Linked DNA regions of Homo sapiens: region 1 is linked to region 2. Evidence: chromatin loops called from intact Hi-C (ENCODE). Cell type or tissue: HepG2. All regions are shown on one strand. Links, peaks and the distances in the headings refer to the core of each region. The heading gives the core; the rest is flanking DNA.

Region 1 (9,280 bases), core at 716-8,715, 100 kb after region 2:
ATATACCACATTTACCTTTTTCATTCATCTCTTGAGGAATATTTAGGTTTGTTCTACCTTTTGAATATTATGGATAGTTGTGCTATGAACATTGGTACAGGCTTTTGTGTGAATGCTCATTTTTCTGTCTTTTTTGATAAAAATCATCTATTTCATCTTTTATTTCTCATAAGACATCATTTCTTATTTACTCTTGTGTTCCCTCTAGTTTCAATTTTGTTTCTAAAATGAGTTTTTGTTCTATTTCCAATTCTTTCTTGAGTTCTGTCGCTTAATTTCTTCCAACTCTGAATTTTTTTCATTTCTTATTCTATTTTAGATGCATTTAATGTGTTTAAAATGGTAGATTGTAGTTTTGATATGATTTGTGGATTTTTGTATGTCACTCTGTATGCTATAACTATATGTAGGGGTATTATTTTCTCTTTTATTCCTATGTAATTTAGCCTTTAGAATATTAAGCATATTTTAGATTTTTTTAATTTTTATTTTTATTTTAAGTTCTAGGGTACATGTGCAGGATGTTCTATTTTTAATTGTTCTGTGAATTTCATTTTTCTAAACTTTTAGAGGAAAGTGTAGTTCATGCTAACTTTTGCAACTTCAAAGAAGTCTGTCTTTTTTCATTTCATATACTGTTCAAAAGTAGCTTGCTCTCTGAATTTTCTGGCTCTATTCCCATTCCTCATCTTTATATGAACCTCTCCTTCCTTTTGTCTATTGTCCCTGTCTTGATCAATTTTATTTCATGCCCAACAGTTTCCTCTTGGTTTGGGCCCCTGTCTGGGAAGGATTTTAGGAGTTTAAAGGAGTTACACTGCTCCAGGCCTTTCAAACTTAACCATAAGATATTTACCTAACGCTTACTAGATTTGGGGCTGGAGAAAGGCTACCATTCTTCTTCTGTTGTGTATTGTGTTTCAGTTATTCAACCTGTGGCTGTTGGGGAGTTCTTCTATTTCCACTTCTGTCAGATGTTCCATTGTGTTCTCAGATTCCTCCTACACATATAATGAAACTGTACTGGTCTTGGAGTAGTGGTGGTATTTGTCCCCCACTTGCTTATATTTTAGGATTCATTATTATACTTTATGGCCAACTTTTGTTGTAGATGTTGTCTACTAATTTTTGGTATCTGGTTTCTCTCTCTGTTGTTTTGTTTTATTATTGTTTGTTTTCTGTGGATTATGAAACATTAAATAACTATGCCGTCATTGACTCATTCCATAATCCAGTTGTTAATTTTTGATGTAGGGGCAAGAATAGCATTTTCAAATTACTAGGTAAAAGAGTTGAATAAGTTGTAGACACAATTATAGACAATTGTAGCTATAAAGTTAATAATCTCACAATATAAGAAAAAATACAATCATGTTTTATCAGAATTTTGATTAATTTTGAACTTTGCAGAATTTTTTATTTTATCTTTTGCTTATAATTAATCTAATAATTCATCAGATTTCATCATATCATGTATTTGTTTAGTATTCTCCATGGCCAGTCTTAACAAAACTAAACTAATTCTACTTTGTAATGAGTTAATTTTTTCAACATTAGCCATTTCTGATTTAGAATTTAGCATAAATAATTCTCTTTCTTTTTGTTACATGAAACTACATTTTTGCTCTTTACTAAAATTTATTTAAAATTTTATTTTCAATACTTCTAAAGTAAAACATTTAAGCTAGATTATTTACTTCCTTAACATCCTTTATTTATTAAATGAAGCTAAAATTCTGCAGTTCTCAACATTTCTTCCCAAATACCACATATGAAGAATAAAATTCCCATGAAAGATACAGTCCTTCTCTAGATGGTGTTTGAGATGTGAGAGTAATGTTATTTATGGGAATAACCTTGACCAGACTGTAATTCATAAAAAGTGAATCATTCCCACACTGCAGTACTTTAAATATTGTTTATAACAAATTACCTGTAACACATCCTCATGACTGATTACAATACACCAATTTGTCACTGCTCTGTAGCCAAAAAAACAGTGGATTACAACAAGTTGACCTTTTCAATGGCTTTTCTAAAGGATTTGTGCAAATCTTACATTTTAAAGGAAGCTCCTTCTCTGTGTTGTAAAATGTCATCATAATTTGTCTTCACTGCTGTAGGTATATTTATTTACTCAGGGGAATTACCTTGCCTCAGGAAGAAGATATTTGTTCCTGGCATTCCTTAATTTCACCAGAGAATATACTTTTACAGAACCATTATTTACTTCATAAACATAAACTTATTAACACACAATTCTCCTCTGGTACCAGAGCAGTCACATATAACTGATGGAGCTACGAGGATCTGTTGTCTGAGAAATAATGATATTATAACTAGTTGATATTTTCAGATACTCGTGTTCCCTGACCTCTCTTGATCTTTTAAAAATGCATTGAGATATGTTTAGGACCTCACTCTATCCATTATTTATTCATTGAAAGGTATAGTTCTAAGGCAAAATTAATTTTAGAAGAAATTTGAAATGGAGAAAGTCTTATTTCCTGGCTGCCACAGAGCTTGCCATGGGGCAAGGAGAGAATCTATCTGAATGTAGCCTTTTAAAAAATTTACTAATTACATGGCCTCAGCTGTCAAAAATGTCATTTTCATTTGTGAGAAACTATTTTTCTTTTGTGGATGATTACCTGTTCATTCTCTATTAGGGCGCTTTTCTTCATATGTGATCAAGTGTCTTCTTTACATTTCTTTATAAAACAGTGTACCTCCCCAAGTAGGCTTTTGTAAGTACATACAACATAGCTACACGGAAATAGAAAAATGTCTGTTATGTTATATAATGAAAACATTGCTATTATAATTATTTGGATTTTATATTAGAAATAGCTGCCTGTTTTTTTAAGCTAATGAAGAAAATAAAGACATGCAAGACCAAATCCCCAGGTAATAATGAAGCTTCATTTTATCTATAGCAGTGATTTTTTTTTTTTTTTTTTTTTTTTTACCAAGCCTATAATGGAACTTCCAGTCAGCAGTCATATTAAGTTTATCATCAATTTTTATTGAATGTTTGATGATGGGGTAGAGCAGGTAAAAATAACGCAGCATGTAATGCTCTAAAAAATAAAAACAAATTATCTTGAATTATAAAATTAAGATTTATTTCCCAAATAATTTTTCACATTTAAAAAAATTGAATTTAATTGTCAATCACCTTGACCCCATGATCCATGGTTCCAGCTTGCAAACTACAGAAATAACTTTGGCTGTATTTACTAAAAAATGAATTTATCAAAAGGATATTAGGTAGCTCAAATAATTGCTAAGATTTAAGAAACTGTAACAGCCTGATTATGTCCAAAACTATACTGCAGATCTCGTTCAATAAGGGCATCCCTTGACTCTCAGGACCAGGCACCCAAACTTCCAAGTACTTCCACCACCACATTGGACCCTGGGTGCTCTGACAGCAGAGTAACCAGTGCTTCCTTTGTAAACTTCTTTCTGCTTTCACCTCCCTGAACTCTAGGAAGTATTCATCATTTTTCCTAATTCATATATAGGGTGGGCATTTGGATCTGATTGGTAAGATCTGGGTCATACATGCATATGCAATTTGTGAAAGATACTGGGAAAGTGAGTATTTGGAAATTTTCATCTCTACCGTTGATATAAGCTTTATCCCCTATGCAGAGTTATCAAGTCCCCAAAATATAGACAGGAGCTTCAGATACTGGTTTACCTACAAAGAAAAAATCTCCCCTACAAAATTTATCATGTTTTCTGCCAGATGATTATTTTAAACAGTATTTGTTTTCTTTTTCTGTCTGTTTTCCTGGTTTGGATTCCGCAAATACTAATGAAACTGAACGAGAGCTTGGTTAGCATTCAAAATCTAAAAAATGTCCAAGTAATTTTCTTTAGTATTTCAAACTATTTCTTTGTGTATATTTGTGTCTCCGTGTGTGTAGTCAAAAGAGAAAAGTGTAGTAATTTTCAGAAGTTGAATTCCTTAGACTCTCTTTTGACTTCTTTTTAGAACTATAAGAAGCTCTGCCCTAGTGACAGTTGTCTAGTCATAAAGTAATTACATTGATTCTGACAGATTAATCATCAATCAACGTACCTTTAACAATTGTGAAGAAAATGCATTAACTTTTTCAAGTTTCTATCCTGAGCTTGGCCTGAGGGCTCAAGTGATTTAGTACCTTATTTGATTTTCTTTTTCTAAAGTTAAAAAACACAAAATATCTTTGATTTTTGCCTTTTATATTCTCTATGTTGCTTCCTGGACTCTGATTTCTGACAAAATGTCAAACAACTGAGGAGGAAGGCTTATTAAATGTTGCCTTTAATGCCCTGCCACCTGGAGGTGATTCTGGTTCTGGTTCAAATCCAGACTTCTGCCAGGATTTGGAAAAGCTGCTATTTGGCCTTGGGTCATACTCAAGCTGTGTATACTCAAAAACCTCAGAAAGTTTTGAAAATGGAATATAGGGTTCAATCAGTAATAAAGGCCTTCAGTATGTTTCACTGTTGTCTGAGAAAACTGACTGTAACCATCTTAGTTCACTACCAAATATTTTAATCTAAAAGACACTTACAAACAGAAATGTGTTTATTTATCCATAAAATATATTCATAAGAATGTTCATAAGAACACCATTCCTAATGTCCAGAACTGGAGAAAACCCAGGAGTCCATCAACAGGGTAATGGATAAATAAATTATGTCATAGTTAATAAAACAAAACACTAAATAGCAATGAGAATGAATGAATGACTGCTATAACAGGAATGTAGAATAATAATAAAAAAATTTTATTAAGAGAAAGAGGTGAGGCATAAATAATATTATTTTTTGATAGGCAAAACCATCTATTACTAATAGAATTAATGATATTGGTTATTATTACATGAGGAATAGTGATTGGAAGTAAATACAAGGGAGATTTAGTTACCTGTAATGTTATATTTTTTGATGCAGGTGCTATTTTCATGGGTATGCTCACTTAGTACAAAGTGTTTGAGTTGAACTCATAATTTTGTACTCTTTTAGTTGTATGCTATACTTCAGTAAAAGTTAAATATATAATTCATTAAACTCTAAATCATTCATATTGATAAATTTGAATATTGTTTTTACTCTAAAGATGTGTTACTACTTCCTAAATCAGAGTAACTTAAAAGTTTCTGTTTTTTTTTTAAGAGACTGAATATCGATTTTGATTGCCCTGACTGAGCACCACTCCCATGCTCTATTTATGAGAAATTCACTTAGCTCTCTTACTGGATAGGTATCTAGTAATGAACTGTAAGTAAATCACCTGTGAATGGCATTATTTTAAAATGAAATAATGTACCACAAACAGTTTTATTTGGATCTCATAGAAGAATGAAAGACATGCTGTTTGAGAAATAGTTAATACTATGATAATGCAAATGTGTATGTCTCCTGCACTAGCTCTTAATTCAAATTTTCTATGTTTACTCATGTAAATGCCTAATATTGTCATCAGCCTACTTAACTAGCCCTTGCTTATATTTTATTTGAATACAAAGAAATACTGAACTCCTAATATGTGTGTTGTTACAACATTCAGCATCTCTCCAATTATATTCCTTTCATAACTCACTGCACTATATTAACTGCTAGTCTTTTAAGCTGGAACATAAACTCCATACGGGACTATGCAATGCCTATCTTGCCCATTCTTTCATCTCCAATATCATTCCTACTGAATGACACATATTAGACGCTTAAATAATATTTGTAGGTGAATGAATATATCAATCCAACTAGAATGTTTGTGCAGGAACATCTTCCTGGCTTTTCTTAAAAAATGTATATGTTCTTCTAAATTCCAAATCTTGATAACAAACAGTTGACAAATTGAGAAAATAAGAAAAATTATCAGTAATTCTCGTGTGAGAACTAAGGCATAAGTATAAATGTAGAGACTTTACTGAATTGAAGGAATTAGCTAATAGCAAGTGAATAGCAAGAGCAGAAAATACTGACATCCATTGAAAATGAAGGTCAAGATTTCCAGGAACTGGAACAGAAACATATAGGGAAGGATCTGTCATGGTCTAAGTTACTTGTAGCTGCTACTATGGTATAAGTGTAAATTTGTGAGATTCTCTGTTGATAATGGTAAGTCATTCTTGCAAAGTGTACACTCATGTCTGTCGCTATCTATAATACATATACACATATATATTGCACTTGTACTAATCATATGAGTGGTATTCTAAGAAATAATAAGTTTAGGATCCTAAATAAGTACTTAAATTGGCAATTTCGGCACATTATTTTGTATCTTGCTGTTTGTTGCTTTGCTAGGAGATCAGAACTTTATGTTATTCAAAGACGGAATGGTCACTGATATTTTCCTGTATTTGAATTTTTGCTATAGGTTATAATTGTTAGTAAATACAATTAAATCCCACTAAAATAGTAAGAAATACTACTACTATAAATAGTACTAACATACTAGGTACTATTGTTCTATTTATAAATACCGCAAAATGCAGAAAAATTCAAGATTTCAGGAGTTCCTAAGAATTCATGGGAATTCCCATTTTGTTCTTAAATCCTGAAAATTAATATCTGTTGGATGTTTGGAAACAGCAAATTCAACTAGGTACTTGATCTTAGATGCTTTATCTACTGGAAAAAAACTATATTTATAAAATATAAATTATCTACAAAACAAGATATACTAAGTATATCTGGAGGTAGAAACTTGACTAAAGTTAGTAGAGGAAGATTTGAGAAGAAAGGAAGTTTCCTGGAGAAAGAGATGGTGACGGCCATACGGAAGAAGAGGTATTTGGGATTTCAAGTCTGAGTTGCACTGAAATAAATGGGCAAGGGAAAATAAGGGGAAAACTTTTAGACAAGAAGAATGGAATAATTAATGTATATAGGAAAGCAATTTTTATAGCTATATCATAGAACATTCTTTTTCAAAGAACGAGAGTTTATATTATGTGAAAATAAACTTTGAAGACCTTAATAAAATAGGTGAAAGTGAATTGTGATAGTACTCAAATAGTTGTACATAGACAGTGTCAAATAAGTTAAAATTTACCATAATGGCTTGCATAAATTTATATACTTGCTGCCTTCGCATGCATTTTAGTCTAGCCATAAGCTATTTGAAATAGAGTTATATCCCATTACTTTGGCCATGTTAAAACTTCTCCATCCTGGGTGGTTTTTGATATAGCCCACTCAACTCACTGACCCAAAACCCAACACACCTCACAGCTACTGACCACAATATAGCCTAGTGTTTAACATGGGAGCCATGTAAAAAAGTAATTACCCCCCTGCCACACATCTTTTAAACTAGCCAGTCTACAACCCGCTTCAGAAAGCCTTAGGGATAATGCCCATGTACCCACAGGTTGTCTGTATCTCACTCTCCACCCACTGGCTGAGCTCCTTGCTGCTTCCAAACTTTCTGTCAGCCTCCAGTCTGCACCTGTAACCTCTCTGGACCTGTGAGTAATAAATATCTTTTGTTTCATCCATTTTGATTTCCTTTGCTCATTGTGTCACACATGATACACACACCTAAATTTAAATTTCCCCTAGGTCATGGTTATCCTAGAAAGTGGCTATTTTGGAAAAGAGAGACCTCAATCCAAATTAGAACGAAAGAAATGACACAGATACTGAAGTTTTGATCAAGGTGTGGGAAAGTTATGTGTGTAAGGCATCAATGAGAACTGTGTGAATGAGACCAATATTGACATTAATTTAAAAGTAGTTTATATTCCGGTTTTGAATACACTATTGAAGCATAACTAATGTCATTATCTAAAATTAAAAACTCTTTAACAAAAGATGAAATGTACAATATAATATATGCTATTATTTAAAATGCAAAGATACTCAGGTTAGACTGATTCAAAAGTAATGTGAACATATCTGACATTGAGTTCATTCATTTATTTATTCATTCATATGTCCACCAAATATTTAATCATTCCATTATTTCCCACATACTACACACAGTTGAATCACTTTTGAACTATTTAGGAGTCCCTAAATAGAATCCCCACAGTGAGAGAATGTTTAGAATTTTTCAGGGGTAATGTTGAGGCCAGTATTGCTAGGATAGTGCATGGCTGGGAGGTGATAGGAAGAGAGAAGGGTGGGGTGGTGGATACAGTGCTTGCAGGTTGAGTAGAGCTTTGGAGGCCTTTGGAAGACCTTTGGTTTTTACTCTCAGTGAGATAGGTGCCTCTGAAGACTGTTAAAGAAAAAGGTGACATAATCCTTGTTTTTAAAAGACTAAAACTAAATTGAGAATAGACTGGGGACAAGCTAAAAAGCTTTTGCAACTAATTCAAGAAAAAAATGGTAATGGCTTATTGTAGGGTGATGGTTGCAGTGGAAATTGTTGACAAATGCTCTGATCCTGGGCATTCTTCAGTAGAGCTCACCAGATTTCCAGACATATTAATTATAGGTCAGAAGAAAGGTGAGCATTTTAAGTATTTCCAAATTTTAAGGAGGATAAGGTTGTGATCATTGTCATTTTGGATATTCAGAATAAAGCAAATATTTAGGGGAAGATTTACAGTTTAATTTTAAAATGTAAGTTTGGGGTGCCTATTAAATTAAAAAAAGTTATATTTTACTTACCAAACCATGATACTCTGATTTCTTTAGCATTTGTGGTTGTTATGTTGAAAAATTTAGCAGTAAAAATTATTTAAAATTAGACGTGCTGTTTTCAAGAATCTCATGGCAGAAAAGTGGTATTTGGAAAGCTTATAAAGTCATTGTTCAATTGATTTTTAAGAATTTTCTTTTTGACAAATTGAGCATTTACAAAATATGATAGTACCCATATCTTCCTTTTTTAAAAACTAGTCCCAGATGTTTAGTGTAAAGTAATACTTGTGGGGTTCAGAAATAACTAATTATGTGGTAAAAATAAATATTAATCAAAAAATACATTTCTAATTTAGAAGCTTTTCTTCATTTTCTTATTGTCTTCAAGTCTTTCAACTTCTCTTTCCTCTTCCCTTTTTTCCTTCTTTATTTTCCTTTCCATGATATTTTATTTAACTGAATATTTACCATATTCTGAGTATCACAATAGGCATGTTAAAAGGTACGAAGGTAAATAAGTCCAAGTTGCTGTGTATTTAAATAATACAAGGTTTAGAGGATATAAAACATAGCCTTTGCTATGTATAACATAATGTTGAAGATGTTAAGTGGAATGAGAAAGATGCTGATAGAGTTTTAAAAAATCTTAAAATTATTCATTTTATTAATTTTAAAATTATTA
Region 2 (9,280 bases), core at 942-8,941:
TGCCTTTTTTCTATATAACTATTAACTCCTATTTTCACAACTTAGATATCTCCCAATACAATTTTAATATCTCCAAAGAAATATTTGTTAGTTGGATATTTGGAGGCACGAGTGTCACATGACCTGAAACTTTGTGGGTAGAAATTTTATTTTCAAATGTATTCAGATCAGTCTCTGATTAGCCAAGTTCAGACAGTCATAGGGAGATCATTCGAGAGTGAGACGCACATAAACAATCTCCCAGCCCACTATTTTATTTTCATCAAGCCAACATTTGTAGCTTAACCATCCATGAGGAAAGAACCCTGAGGAGTCATAGAAAGGAGCAGATTGAGCTCATGGAATTGCTGAATGGTGAAAAACTGATTTTCATTACTAATGAAGGCACAAAAACGCAGGGATTTAAAACTAATACCTGAGAGTTTTGAGATTTAGATTATATGTAGTAAAGGCTTAGAAGAGCCACGTAGAAGTCAACATTCCTAAAATGTATTCTCCTTCTTTTCTTTAGTTTTCCAATCTTATTTATTAGCCTTTAGTCTTTTCTCTTTTGTTCATTTTGAAACCTTGTTCCAAGTAATCACCATCCAGATAATTGCCAGTATAGCTCTTGCTCAAATATTTTCTCTCTTTAAACAGGTGGCTTGCCAACCAATTTGCTATAGACTTATTTATTTTTTCTTCTTTTATTTCCTTTTTCTTCCGTCTGCCTTACAGCTACAGAAACTTGAAAGGGTCACAGTTTATGCCCAATTTTTCCCTTCCATTTCCTTTTTACAAAATTTCATTTCTTTAAACTCATTCTACAGGACATTTCTGTCTTGAAAAATGAGACAGACTGTGTTAAGCACTGTCCATTACTACTGTATTCTTCTGTTTCACCGTTGTAAGATATACTGAATGCCATGTCCTATTGTGGATATGTCAAAACAAAGAGAGATAGCAGTTTAAGGCCTCTGTTCACTTCCTTTCTATTATATTTTGAAGTATTCCATATTTTGAAATAGTTTTCAATTCATGAAAGAAAATTAAAAACCTGTATCCTTTTTTCCCTTTCAGCAAAATAAGGCAGTCACTTTTCATTTAACCATCTTTGCTACAATATAAAACCTAAAAATAAGAACACTTTGTGTGTGTGTGTGTGTTGTGTGTGTGTGTTAAAGACCAAACAAACATGACACAATGCCTGCTATTATCTTGGGAAATTAGCTGTACAGCATTCACAGGCTTTCTTCCAAGTGCTCCAAATTCATTTATTTGGTTTTTGAATAGAAATTTGTCTGGCCGAACAACTGTATGAATCAGAGAGGATGTTTTTTCCCCTCAGAAATGACCCTTGACATCCCCAGTCCTGCTGTCTATCTATACATGTCTGTTTGTCTGTGTAGCCCTATAGAGACTGGCTTCATGAGACCCAAGTTTTTGTAACAAAGAAAACAATCTAGTTTTACCTTTGGAAGCTCACCAAGAACCATAAAGAAACCATGTATTCAGGCAAAATGCAGTTCGTTGGGAAAGGGTTTTAGGGAATGTTTTCAGCAAGGACAGTCTTATTAATAATGCGAATAGCAAGTTAGACGTCATGTCGTGATCCACAATAAATCAAGGGAAGGGGTTTAAACATGACCACTGGCAATGTACTTCAGGGTTATTATATGCACAGAATGAATCAGAGCAATGCTCATGGCTGCTTTCAAACTTCTCCTAGCTTTCGATGGGGGCTGATGTAATGAGCAAACCCAAAGACTTTTTAGATTTTCAGGATGAATGATAAAAAGAGTTTATAGAACAGGCAAAGTGATATATAAGGAGAAATCTGGCATAGGGTGGGCGTCTGCTGATGGGATAGGAAAGGGATAATTGGGAAACTCCTGAACATCTCAGATAGTGTAGTGGAATGTATGCTGATTCAAGCATCAAACAGGCAAGATTCTGATGCAGTCTAGCTGTACAGTTTTGGTCAAGTTTCTTAACATCTGTGAATCACAGTTTTCTCAACTGTAATATTAATATGAGGTAGAAATATCTGCTTTTTGTGCTGAATTAGATGTGAAAAGTAGAATAGAAAGGTGTGAAAGGGTTTGAGTTTGAGAAACTGTAAACATAAGAGTATCTGTTGGTTAGAATAAAGAACTCTGGAGGAAGACTAGGTTTGATGTGGGAATATTTTGGTACACCATCCATCTTGTAGTTGGATGATGTTGCATCATCCAACTAGAGATATGAAATCAGTAATTGAATATATAAGTCCCAAACTCAGAGGAGTGGTCAGAGCTGGGCATAAGTATTTAGAAGCCATTGTATTGGTGGTGACCGAAGCTATAGTATAGACGAATGCTCTTCGGAGGAGAATATAGAATGAGAAGAAAAGACCTTGAGTACTTTGACATTCAAAGGCTAGGTAAAAGAGGCTGAGCCAGAAGACAGACTGGCAAAGTTTGGCCAAGAAAATAGAGTAAACTCAGGAGAATGACATAAAATTCAAAGGAAGAGAAAACTTTAAGAAAAAGACTGTGCTCAACCCTATCTCAATCAATTTATTTCCATGTCTTCCATTAACACATATTAGAAGCTAACACCACTTATCACATGAGCTATTGCAGTAACCTCCTAAATTATATACTTATTACAATCAATTTCCCACAACATGGCCAATAACACTGCATTTTGAATTCCAAATTTCGTCATGTTATTTATCTGCCTAAAATGCTATAATGCCTCACATTTCTTACAGAACAAAAGTAAATCCTTAATAGGTTCTACCAGGCCCTGCAAGATATGGCCCCTGATCATTTCTACAGACCTGTCTTGCACTGCTATGTCCTCCCCGTGTCAGCCTGGGCCTCCTTCACTTTCTTAAGTGTTCTGTGCTCTCCTCTGCATACTGGCTTTTCACATGCACTTTCCTGGCCTAAAACGCTAGTCACTTCCCCCGCTGCTTTGATCTAGGATATCTTACTTACCCTTCAGAATTGCAGCAGAAAGTCATTTCTACAGGAGTCCTTCCCTGACCTCCAAATTACAAAGCTCCTTGGTTTTTGTTTTTGTTTTCTTTTTCTCTTAACTTTGTAGCCTTTTCTTCATGGAATATGGGTAACATCTGACTCTTAAGCTAGGCTCTAAAGTCCATTAGGACAAGGACATTGTATTATTAATGGCTGTATCCTCAGTTCCTAGCACGGCACATGGCAAATGCCAGGTTGTTAATAAGTAATTGTTGCACTAATGCTTAAAAGGATATTTCACATTCTATCTATATTTAAGCATTAAATATGTATTTATTAATGCTTAAATATAGATAGAATGTGAAATATCCTGTTAATCATTGATTTTTTTTCATCTACTGTTAGATGTTGGAAAAGCCTAGAAGATATGTGAAATATTTATTTTTAATGAGGTGCTAGGATGTTATAACTTATTGATACTAACTGAACACATGCACAGGGAAATGGCTATTTACATACACAAGGATTACTCTGACATTTTAAGTATTTCCAACATAATTTGTTGCAGACAAAATAAGGAGGTCAATAAAAGGTCTAATCAAATTTTCTTATTTCTTTTCTTTATTTTTTCTTCCTTTCTTCCTTCCTTTTCTTTCTTCCTTTTTTTTTTTTGGCAGAGAAGGATGGAGTACTGTATTTCCCATAATATAGGTGATATAGACCAGCTATTAATATTACCACTGTATTTTAATATTAAAATGAGGAGGATTTAGAAATATTCAGAGTATAGATGTTTAGGATGCTTATGTGTGTATTCATACATACATATATATATATATATATATACACACACACACATGGTTCAATAAATCATCTTGTTTCTTCTTAATTAATTGCTTTATTTCCTAGAGTAATGGGAAATGTTGAACACATAACTGAATCCTGTTGCAACAAGCTGATTTTCAGGGGTCACTAGTCCTGTTATGCAGGCAAGAACAGGCCTTGATTGGATCTGGCAGGCCATCTGTTATACCTCAGGTGTCCTAGAAGCCTCATTTCCTGTTTAGGTGAGTCAACAGATCTAACATATGTGCCAAACTTTTGAGAAATTAGCTTCCTTTAGAAACGACTAGAAGGACATAATTAGTGAATGCTCTACCGGAGAAAAATCACTGACACTAAAATAATATCTTGATTAAAACTTATTATTGATACTTGTTTCTTTCATCTCTTTGGTTGTCCTGTTTGTTTTGTTTTGTTTAAACACCTTAAATCCTAGTGGTATGAAGCAACAACAACTTTATTATACTCACAATTTGGGGATTTATGGATTTGGGCTGAGAACTAGCAAGAGCAGCATGTGTCTATTCCACAGTGGTTGGGGAATGAAGTGCTGGCATCTCTCTCTCCATCCAGTCTGTCCTCATGACTGACATGGGAACCTGTCAGGGAGGTAGGATTTCTTATAGGGCCCTGGCTTTCTCCTGTGAAATCCTTCCAAGAGACCAAAGGAGAAGCTTCAAAGCTTCTTATGACTTTGCAAGTCATATTGTGTCATTTCCACTTTCATATTATGGATACACAGGGGTATCCCATTTTCAATGTGGTAGGGTCTGAATACCAGGAGGTGTGATTTTAAAAGGGATCACTTTCGGGACTAGCCTCCACATCGGTATCTTTGAATTACTACTTTTCTCTCTGTGTGCCTTCCTGCATGTTAATCCTTACACTTTGCTTGAGATACAAGGAATAAAGCAATTACTACTGTGATTTCCACTATTAAAAGAATGAATGGATTCAAGGTGCTTCTTTGGAGAAAGCCATAACAATACTGAAAAACTTGGAAATAAAACCAATTACTTATATATCCTTATCTGCTCTCCCGAGAGCTAGATAATCTTTTCCTTTTGATTTAAATATTATATAGTCTAAGGAGAAACATTAATATTTTACATACTACAGTGTTACTACCAAGTTTAGAATTGTTACCAGGCTGAGAAAACCGTGATAATAGAATTCGGAAATGATACTGTATGCCTTGTAAACAATACCCTACTGTTGAACGTAACCAAGGGCAGCATATTTCCCCAAAATCTTTGTTCTTTCTTGTATTCCGAGTGAGCTTCGGAATACAAATAAACATTTTAATTTTTTTAATATTTTCTTACACGAAATAGTGCATGAACGAGACCAACAATTAGAAATAATGAATTTATTGTAACATCCCTTTCAGACGTACAAATGAGGAATTTTATTGGTTATAAATTTTATATAGAACATCTTAGAAAAAAGTAGAGGTCTAGCTTTCTTTCACTGGTCACAGTTTTTGCCTTTTTCTTCCCCTGAAACATTATAACAAATTTAAACTTAGGCTGTGTTTGCACAACATAAAGTCTATGCTTATAATGCAAAACATAAGAGTTGCCGTGGTAATTTCTTCACTGTGTGTACCAAACCAAAACAGATATATCAGGCCTCACTGTGTAGATTTACTCTTAACAGAGCTCAACAAGTATTTGTTGAGTGCTTACTATGTGTCAGGAACAATACCAAGGCCTGGAAATATTTAGATAAATATGACATAATCCCTACCATCAAACAACTTACATTCCAGGACAGACAGTCATGTAGACAAATAAATACAATATGCTGTGTTAGGTACTCAACACATGCCATAGCGAACAAGACAAAGGAGTCATTTTTTTTTTTAGCTGATTGTAGGAGGTGAGGAGGAGTTACAGAAAGGAGGAAACATTTTGGCCTGCATTTTATCCCCAAAAGACATATACAAATGTATAAGCAACAGAAAAGTTGTTTTAGATTTAAACACAGTTAAGACTTTTTCTGATAGTAGGTTTTAAAATGCAACACTAGCTTCTATCCAAATTAGAACTCATAATATATCTAAAAGGAGTTGTGCCATCTCAGAGATAGAGGTGAAGTGAATGAGAAATGGGGCAATGATAGATCTTCTAACGCATTACATATCTTTCCGTATGCCAAAAAAATAAAAATTCAATAGTCAACATAAGAGCAAGGTCATAATATTCATGAACAGAGCAAACACACCTTGTTAAATATTATCCAGCTTTGATTCAAGAATGTCCATCTAGTACTGATTTAAATTTTCACTTTTATATGAAGGTTACTGGATACTTTGAAATTTCAAAAAAGCCTTACATAAGATTTTTGATTTATGTAAAATTTAGATGTTTCTGTTTCAAGGAAAAGAACATTCAGCTACTTAGTTATTTACAATGGAACCCATTTTCTTTCTTGCTGTTTATTTCTCTGTCTCTCTCTCTCTTTCTACAAAATTCTGTCACTCTGCTTTATACCAAGTCTGGATCTTTTTGTAGTCTTAAACACTTCTAAAATTTCCTGGACTATTCAATTTCTCATTATATAATTTTAGGAATGAGAAGACTTTTTTTTCTCCAGTATTTCCAGGCAACATCATAAATTTTCTTTTGAGTGAATAGGATTCAATCTCATGCTTATCCTTGACCTAATTAAGATGGCCAGAGGAAGGGAATGTCTAATTGGCTTAGCATAAGTCTAATCTGCCACTGCAGGATTTGGTGGAAATTTATCTTCCCAAAATGGAAATCAGGGTTATTTAAAAAGAATGTGGGGAATGAGTCTGAGGAGGCAATCAATAATCATCCACTATACATACATATATATAAAATATATATTTATATGTAAAATATATATTTTATATATATATAAAGTTTGATAATTTGAAAGGCTTGAACTTTTTTGATTCTTGGTGCTAATGCAGATAACAAATCAAAAACTAAAGGTTACATCTTTTGTGGGTTGTTGTCCCAATGCAATAGTGATGTAACTGATGGAAAGATATGAACACTCACAGCCAAAAGATACACAGTCACTAACATTGAGAAAGGATTAACAACAACAAAATCTCACTGAGACAGCTGTACAGAGCTGAAAACATGGTAACTTCTGGTAGATTGGAAACATTCCTTTGCTTTAGGTCTCAGCAAGCTGCTACCTCTGCCAATAGGACTACCTGATGGGGTTGAAGACACCATCAGAACCTTCAAAAACTTCCCTTTCCCCTTTTCACAGGGATTTATATATTCTGTTGTCCCCTTTCAAATAATCAGGAAACTGACTATCGACTACTTGCTCACTGAATGTTTACTGGAGATACGTGAAAGGACAATTTTCCCTCATTTCAAAGTGACTAAAACTCCAGTGAGAATAAAAGTCTCAGGGTTCCCAATCAGAGGTGACACTTGGATCATTTTCCCACTGTACACTTTTTTTAAATTAAAAACCTGAGTTTTAGCCCTGCCTGAAACCTATTTCTGCATCACTGTTATTTAGAAACATGCATATTGTTGTCCTTATTTTTGGCACATTTGATTTTTTTTTTTTTTTTTTTTTTTTTTTTTTTTAGTAGAGACAGGGTTTCATTATGTTGGCCAGGTTGGTCTTGAACTCCTGACCTCAGGTGATCCGCCCCCCTCAGCCTCCCAAAATGCTGGGATTACAGGTGTGAGCCTCTCAGTCCTGTGTGTGTTTTTATTATTTTTATTATTTTTTATTTTTTGAGATGGAGTCCCGCTCTGTTGCCCAGGCTGGAGTGCAGTGGCTCAATCTTGGCTCACTGCAACCTCCACCTCCTGGGTTCAAGCGATTCTCCTGCCTCAGCCTCCCGAGTAGCTGGGATTACAGGTGTGTGCCACCACATCTGGGGCACATGTTAAAATATAAAATGGATGATAAATATTAACTTATCTTTGCCCTCTGATAAATATTAACTTATCTTTGCCCCCTTTGGAGTCATTAACAGATTGTAAATGATACAACTGTGTATTTTTATATTTTGAGGATTGTAATTTTAACAATAACTCCAAAAAGTAATCGTAGAACATTGGAGTTAAATATATATTTAAAATTACCTGAAATTTGACCACCTAAACATAATCATTATGACATTGTTTTAGGACCATAGTACATATATAGGGCTTAGCACTCAGTAAATGCTCAATAATTTTTTTTTGTATTTGAATGCTGAGTGAACACAAATAGTATATGTAATCACTTATAAAAATATGTTGATATTCATCTTTGAACTTGCACAGATTAGTTCTTTTATAAACATTTCCTTTATCAAGCTTGATTAAAATGTAAAACAAACCAAACAAGATGTGCACTGCAATATTTTACAAATTGTTATCCTCTGATGGGAATTCACACTTTCTCATTCTATTTGTATGATGCCATTTTAATTACATGTCACTGCCTAAGCAATGGGTGCGTGAGTGATTAAGCCTACAGGAACACTTGGCAGTGATGGGGGGAGGGCAGAAGGAGATTCTCAATTTATTATGACTCACTCAGGCATTAAACATGACATTCCTGGACAAGGACTATATTATCGTCAACTTGTCACAAGCACTAATTCCTGATCTATCACAGGAGTTTTCTTGACAAGCCACTTGGGAAAAAAATAACTCTATTCAGAAGGTCAACAGTTTAATTTAGAGAAAGGTGAAGCAATGGAGAGTGGTTCATGCTGAAAAGTCCGACCTGGCTCTTGAATCTTGTGATACAGAGAATATCTAATGGTAGAAAAGAGGGAGTAAGAAAAATTCAGAAACATCCTCGGTATAAATAAGCATCCATCATTTGGGTGTACCTTAAGCTATGTTCTGGAAGTTTTCAGGGGAACACTTTATTTTTCAATGCTATTTGGTAAGCTATTGCAACCTTCCCAATACATTAAGAAAGTAGTATATTTTTTCTTTTTTTTTTTCCTGGGCAAAAGTTTATATGTGTTTTCCTTATATGGGCAATACCCTTGGAATTAATTTTCTTATTTTTCATAGTGAATCTAACGTATTTAAGCTAAAATGAAATTAGTAGAGAGTAAAGGAAAAAAACCCTCTTAAAGTCATTAGCTTTTTGTGAATAACAAAAAGGAAGGTCCATGTAGGGTGCCATGAAGTACTTGCTAAGAGAAGGATAAACCATCATATATGCAAAGAAATATGTCTGTAAGTCTCATGTTGTGGACTGAATGGAGGGGAAAAAAGAAAGGGAAATATAGTGAAAGATAGTCAAAGGACTGTCTTTCACACAGACACTTAACATAGTGAAAGAAAGGAATACGTATGAATGTGTGAGAAAAATATATGGGTCTAAACTGAGCTCTACTATTTACCAGCTTTGTAACTCAGGACATCTTTGTATTTAATTTCCCTTAACCATAATATGTGGTTAGTAATAGTGACTGCCACATAGTTATTTTAGGGATCCAATGAGTTAATATATTTAAACTGCTAAGATCTTTAAATGAA

The links. Peaks named below come from ENCODE experiments on the same cell type or tissue, not always from the same donor. Only the 100,000 strongest peaks of a DNase experiment are listed, where the experiment ranks them.
Region 1: it touches region 2 in a loop (2.0-fold over the local background); 2 of 110 quality-filtered maps call a loop at or near these places.

Annotation. Positions count from the first base shown.
Region 1 is chr3:94,712,490-94,721,769 of GRCh38, forward strand. No RefSeq gene overlaps it. Among named protein-coding and RNA genes, the nearest start is that of LINC00879, 220 kb to the right of the region's middle. In HepG2, for the core only: a CTCF peak has its summit at 4,345 (motif pointing left); no DNase peak of the experiment used is centred there.
Region 2 is chr3:94,611,523-94,620,802 of GRCh38, forward strand. No RefSeq gene overlaps it. Among named protein-coding and RNA genes, the nearest start is that of LINC00879, 320 kb to the right of the region's middle. In HepG2, for the core only: no CTCF peak of the experiment used is centred there; a DNase peak (open chromatin) is centred at 5,519.